2 separate regions of the Mus musculus genome follow, and region 2 is linked to region 1. Evidence: chromatin contacts called from ENCODE Hi-C or POLR2A ChIA-PET data. All regions are on one chromosome and are shown on one strand. Each heading gives the region's core, a stretch centred on a gene start or an enhancer-like site at or near the end of the contact. The rest is flanking DNA. Distances are from core to core; before and after follow the strand shown.

What was found. Hi-C counts contacts between places; a loop is a spot of excess contacts on that map. ChIA-PET counts read pairs that join two places held with the same protein, here RNA polymerase II (POLR2A).
Region 2: a map of left cerebral cortex shows a loop between it and region 1 (2.5-fold over the local background). The contact joins the enhancer-like site here to the promoter of Tcf7l2 in region 1. A Hi-C loop is called at or near these places in 2 of 37 maps with a recorded cell type or tissue (both left cerebral cortex). POLR2A ChIA-PET finds 5 or more read pairs at or near these places in 1 of 5 experiments (embryonic stem cell).

The regions. Positions count from the first base shown.
Region 1 is chr19:55,740,558-55,743,257 of GRCm38, reverse strand. Tcf7l2 (transcription factor 7 like 2, T cell specific, HMG box) reads right to left here and starts at 1,448. Exons shown (of 15, transcript NM_001331146.1): 1 at 728-1,448; 2 at 416-482; 3 at 61-185. The coding sequence starts at 916. Gm31734 (predicted gene, 31734) reads left to right here and starts at 55. Exons shown (of 3, transcript NR_168128.1): 1 at 55-96; 2 at 666-1,049; 3 at 2,568-2,700.
Region 2 is chr19:55,836,692-55,839,391 of GRCm38, reverse strand. All of the region lies in intron 5 of Tcf7l2 (transcription factor 7 like 2, T cell specific, HMG box), which reads right to left. Among named protein-coding and RNA genes, the nearest start is that of Gm31734, 95 kb to the right of the region's middle. Within about 2 kb of position 1,416, at least 2 of the 3 ENCODE cell types and tissues checked have a DNase peak (open chromatin) inside an H3K27ac peak, as active enhancers do.

The DNA.
Region 1 (2,700 bases), core at 199-2,698:
GGAGGGGCAGGGCATGCGGGGCCGGCAGGCGGGCAGGGCGGGGAGCGCGGTGGCACTTACGGTTCGGGCGGTGGGCGAGAGCGATCCGTTGGGGAGGTAGGGGCTCGTCAGGTCGGGGATCATGATGAAGGGGTAGCCGGGATACGGTGGCCCCTTAAAGAGCCCTCCATCTTGCCTCTTGGCCGCTAACATGGCGGGGCGGCGGAGGGGACGGCGGCGGCCGCGCGGCGCGGGAGAGAGCGGGAGAAACTTTTTAGCAAGTGTCCCCCCGAGGGCCCGCGCGCGTCCCCGGGGCCCGGCCGGCGCGGGAACTCGGGTAGGGTGGGTGGGGAGTGGGGCGAGGGCACCCGCCAGGCCGACCCCGGGGAGGGGGAACGCAACCGCGCGGTTTTGGGGGCGCGCGGGGCGCACTCACCTTCTTCCAAACTTTCCCGGGATTTATCTCGGAAACTTTCGGAGCGAGGCGGAGGCCGTCTTTCCGCCTTCCCGGAGGGGCGAGGTGGGGAGGGCGAGGGGCGATAGCCGCGCCGAGGGGGTGCGGGAAGGGAGGGTCGGCGGAGAAAGGGGTGCAGAAAAACACGGTTACAAGTTTTCGCAGCCAGCAGCCCGGGCCACCGTCCGCGCCGCCCGCAAGCCCGACCCGCCTCGCCTCGCTCGCCTTCCAGCCCCGCTCTCCCGGCCCTGGAACCGGCTGGAGCCACCCGCCAGCCCGAGGGGCTCTTCCTACCTCGGAATCGGAGGAGCTGTTTTGATTCGTCTCTGATTCATTGACCAGCGAGGACTTGACATCGGCTAAATCCCTTTCCGCCGAGGAGTTTTCCGAGTTCTTCTCCTCCTGCTCGCCTTCGTCTTTGAAGGAGATCAGCTCGTCGTTAGCGCCTAGGTCATCTCCTCCACCGCCGTTCAGCTGCGGCATTTTTCACCCACCAGCAGCAGCAATTTTGGAAGAAAAATGAAGGAGGAAAAAAAGCAAAAAAAAAAAAAAAAAAAAAAAAAAAGTTTTGCGAGTCCCCCCCAAAAAAATACTGCAAGAAAAAGACGAGTCCAAGGTTAACTTTTTTTTTTCCTGCTTTGGGGTCTTTCTCTCCTGGGGAGGGGAAAAGAGGGAGGAGGGGAGGGGAAGGGGGGAGATCTTCTGCACGCGTGAGTTTGGGTTTCTTTTTTTCTCTCGTTCCCAAGGATCCGATCAATGTGCAAAAAAAAAAAATAATAATAAATAAAAAAGGGGGTAAAAAAAACAACAACAACAACAAGAAGAAGTCAGATATAAGAGCAAAGGGGGGGGAAGCCGAAGACACCGAAGGATCTCGTGCCGCTCGGATTTGAGTGAGTTGAAGTTAGACTGAGCTTTTCAGTTCAAAGGCGGCGCTGATTGACAGATAGAAAAAGGGGGATCGAAATCCGGAGGAACGGAGTAGTCTGGGAGCGGAGATTATTGACAGGGCGAGAGGAACACACTCGCCTTAATGAGATGCCAGGGGGCGGGGCCTCCCCGGTGACGTGTGCATAAATAAACAGCCGGGGTGGGCGGGGCGGGGGCGGCCAACAATGATCCTTTGGGCGCCGGGAGAGGGAGCGGGGCGGGCCGGGGCCGCGGGAGGCGCGCGGGGTGCGGCCTGTGCTCAGCGTGCGAGCCGGGCGCCCGGACGGTGCGGGCCTCGCTCCTGGAGGGGGCGGGTTCCGAAAGACAATGCGGACCGGGAGAGGAGGGGAAGGGGGTGGCAACCCAGTCCGGAATCTGAGCCGGGGAAGGCGGAAGGAAAGCCCACTTGGGGGGCGGGGATGGGGAGAGGCCCAGAAAAAGTGTTAGCCAAGAAGTCCTGAAGATGGGGTCCAGGAGGGGAGGACTATGGGACACAAGGACGGGGTGCTCAGTGGTTAAGTCCCCGATGAAGTCGGCCGCACTGGGGCGGGAAAAGACACGACTGGTCCAAAAGAAGGCTTACCTCTCTTGCTCTGAGAGAACCAGGGGAAGCAGAGAGGCTGGGCCATCTACAGGGAGGGTAAGGCTCCCCTCCCTTGGCTTGTTTAATGACAGTGAATCATGTCATTCAATGTAAAGTCCCACTAGGTTAAATATGCCAAGAAGGCGTTTTATCCAAGAAAACAAATTGTCTGGGGTATTAAAAATATCCTTAAGGAAAATGTAAAGGTTTTTTTTTTATTTTTTTAACTGACGTTGGAAGTAGGAAGTGATGTAGGATCCAAGTCCTTTGGAGGTGAAATGTTTGGGCGTTAACAGCTGCAGGGAAAAATAAAAGTGAAAGTTCACCAAGCCCTGGGGATGAGTAGAGCTGGAGTTTTTCTCCAAAGGGGACTGAGATGAAATGCCCTAAGGCTCTAGATGCTGAGGGCCCTGACAGGAGAAAGTCACCAAAGCTGGCCCAGAAGCCCTTGGGAAGAGGTGGGCAGCCTGGGAGTTGAGATGGGTGTTTGTTGGTTATTAGGCTCCAGTGAGGGCAAACCGATTTGCTATGAGGTGGTGGAGAAAATTATGTTAAAGGAGAAAGGTGGATCCCCAAACCGTGTTTCTGTCTGGTAGACTCAGAAGAGCCTTTCCCTTGCAGATAACCAATGAGAAGTGGACTGGGACGTCCAACGGGCAAGAGGAAGCAAAGAAAAAAGAAATCAGAAAGAATGAGTCAGTGGGGACTGGCAACTGCCATTAGGTGTGATGTTATCCTGAGGTCCACCACGTAT
Region 2 (2,700 bases), core at 167-2,666, 96 kb before region 1:
TGTGGGACAGACTCTTCCCGGCATAGCTCTTCCTGTATATTTTGGGCTCCGTGATCACACAGTGTACCAATTAACACTTCCTCGTCTAGAAACACAGTCTTCTGGGAAAAACATACTCTCTTCGGTGTGGCCGGGGAGTTCTGCCATAGCTTGTAATTTTGGCGAACGAAGTGACTTCCTGTCTGACAGGAAGCAGATGCCAAAGCTCACTTTAGCTGCCTGCAAAATTCTTGTGGAAAAGTTAAACAGAGAGAAAGCCTCCAGTTCCCCCAAGAGAAGACAGCCCTTTATCAGGCAGAGCCCAACTCTTCCAAGATGGCCAACCTCTCCCCTGACCCCTATTTATTAAAATGAGTTTATCTAACAAACAACCCAAGCGCTTTTCGGTCCTGAAGAAGTAAGTCTGGTCTCTGCTTTGGAAACAACAGCCCTTTCAAAGCTTCTAAGACATAATTACCAGTTGAGTTTTGAACTTTGCCCAGATAAAGGCCGATACAGCAGGCTGGGCTGTTTGTTCCTCTAATCAACTAAGTTCAAGTGTGAATAGAACGCTGGCCTCCCTTTGTGCCTCCAACCTCCTCCAAGACAAAGTTACTTTTCTCCCTTTATTAAGCACTAAGTGTATTTTTACAAGGGAGCCTGAATCTTTAGTTTTGTTTTTGAAAATCCCAACCACTTGATCTGGGGGTGGGGGAGTGTTATTAAGTCCACTGAATCAGTTTTTAGGAACAGCAAAGGCTAACAAGACTTAACCAACTGAAAGCTAAAATTTAAATTGTTATCACAAATCATACTTCCTTCCCTAAACCCCACCCTCATAGCCACTGCAGCAGGTACCTACAGGCAGCAATCTCTGAAAGCTGATGTTGTGCAAAGCTACCATGCAGATTTAAGAAACAATGCCAAGCTATTGCTTGGCTCATACACATAAACCCCAAAGAGTGCCCGGGACAGAGGTGGATGGCACATAAAACAATCTACAATTGACATGTCATTTACTGGCATTTTTAATAGTTTCTTCTCTTTTCGTTTTTAATGCAGTTCTATCTTTCCATCTTACTCTCTCTAAGCAGTTCCCTAGCCAGCCTCGGACAGTAAACAGTTAATATTCCACTCTCCCCCGCTGCCTTGGAAAGCAAAGGAACAATTGAGACATTGTCCAGTGAACAAGACTCCCAGGGACGACATTTTTGTTTATGCCCCAGTTCTCAGACTGTCAGTTTCCACTGGGCACGTTAAAGCCTGACCCACACTACCGAAGGCTCGGGAGCTGAAAGGGCTCTGCTTCGCTTGTTTTAAAGCTTCAGAGTCTGTTTTTGATTCAAACCCCAAACTTCCCCTCCCCTGCACCCCGCCTTTTACCCCAGAAAGTTGCCTCCTAACTCCGAGACTGTGTTGCAATTCCTTCTTGGAATCCTTTGCCAAGAAAAGTAACAAAATATTTTTGAATACCAGTGTTTGCATGGTTTGGTCAAAACGGGTGGGAGTGGTTGGGTGGGTGGGAGGAGAAGGCCAGACAAGTGGCCCAGCCTTGAAAGCCAGGGTGTTTTTAACAGATTCTCAAAAAAAAAAAAAAAAAAAAAAAAAAAAAAAAAGCCTCTAAATTGGATATAGGTAAGTCGGGACCAACGATGAACTCAGGCTCAAGGTCTGGGAAGCGGAAAACATTTCAAAATCCAGAGAGTCTTCAAAACAGCCAAACTTTAGGCTCAAAAACATTATTTCTTCCCAGTCCAGGCCACTGCCTGATGCACTGCTGAAACTACAGCCCAAAGATCCCCCACTACCATCCTTAATAGATATGGGCACTGACAAGGGTGGGTTTTGTGGACTTGGGGCCTGCTTTATGACAGCCTACTCAACAGTGAGCCTGCTTCTTCTCTGAGGAGTGACATCACCAGCTTTCACTCCTGCAAGCAGCGTAGGCATCAAAAAGGCAGCCCCGCCATTCTGCACATAGACACTCTTTGCCATTGGCCCAAGGCTACCAATGGGAAGAAGTGCAGGAGTGTGCATACACTCAGGAGCACAGAGGTACTCTCACCTGGGCACACACATACACACACACACACACACAGGTGTACACAAACAGGTGTATATATTCATACACAGATACACACACAATTGTGCCACACAGTGGGCACACACACACAAGTGCACACGCAGCTGCACACACAGGTGTATATACACATACATGGGTACACAGGTGCATACACAGTTGTGCCTCACAGTGGGCACACACACATACACACCCAGGTGAACATGCAGGTGAGGACACAGGTGTACATATACATACACAGGTACATACACAGTTGTGCCACATACAGTGAACACACAACACACCGGTGTATACATACAGGCACACACAGACAGACAGCTATACACACACACACACACACACACACACACACACACACACGCCCAAAAGCATGAGTTCCACACAGGAAATGAGATTCCTGAAAATGGGACTCCTACCTCCCTGGATCCCCTCATTATTTGAATCAGAGACACGGCTTTTTGTCACAAACTGGCCAGGAAGCCTGCAGATGGGGTTGGGGCTACTACTGCCCTGGAGCACCACAGAAAGGAAGTCCGAGCTGCCTGGGTGACTTTACCCAAACCAACCGTAGAAAGCCACCTTTTCCACCCAGCCTTGTGCACCTCTCTTCTCTCTTCTTTCCAGCCCAGCCTCTGGCTAGA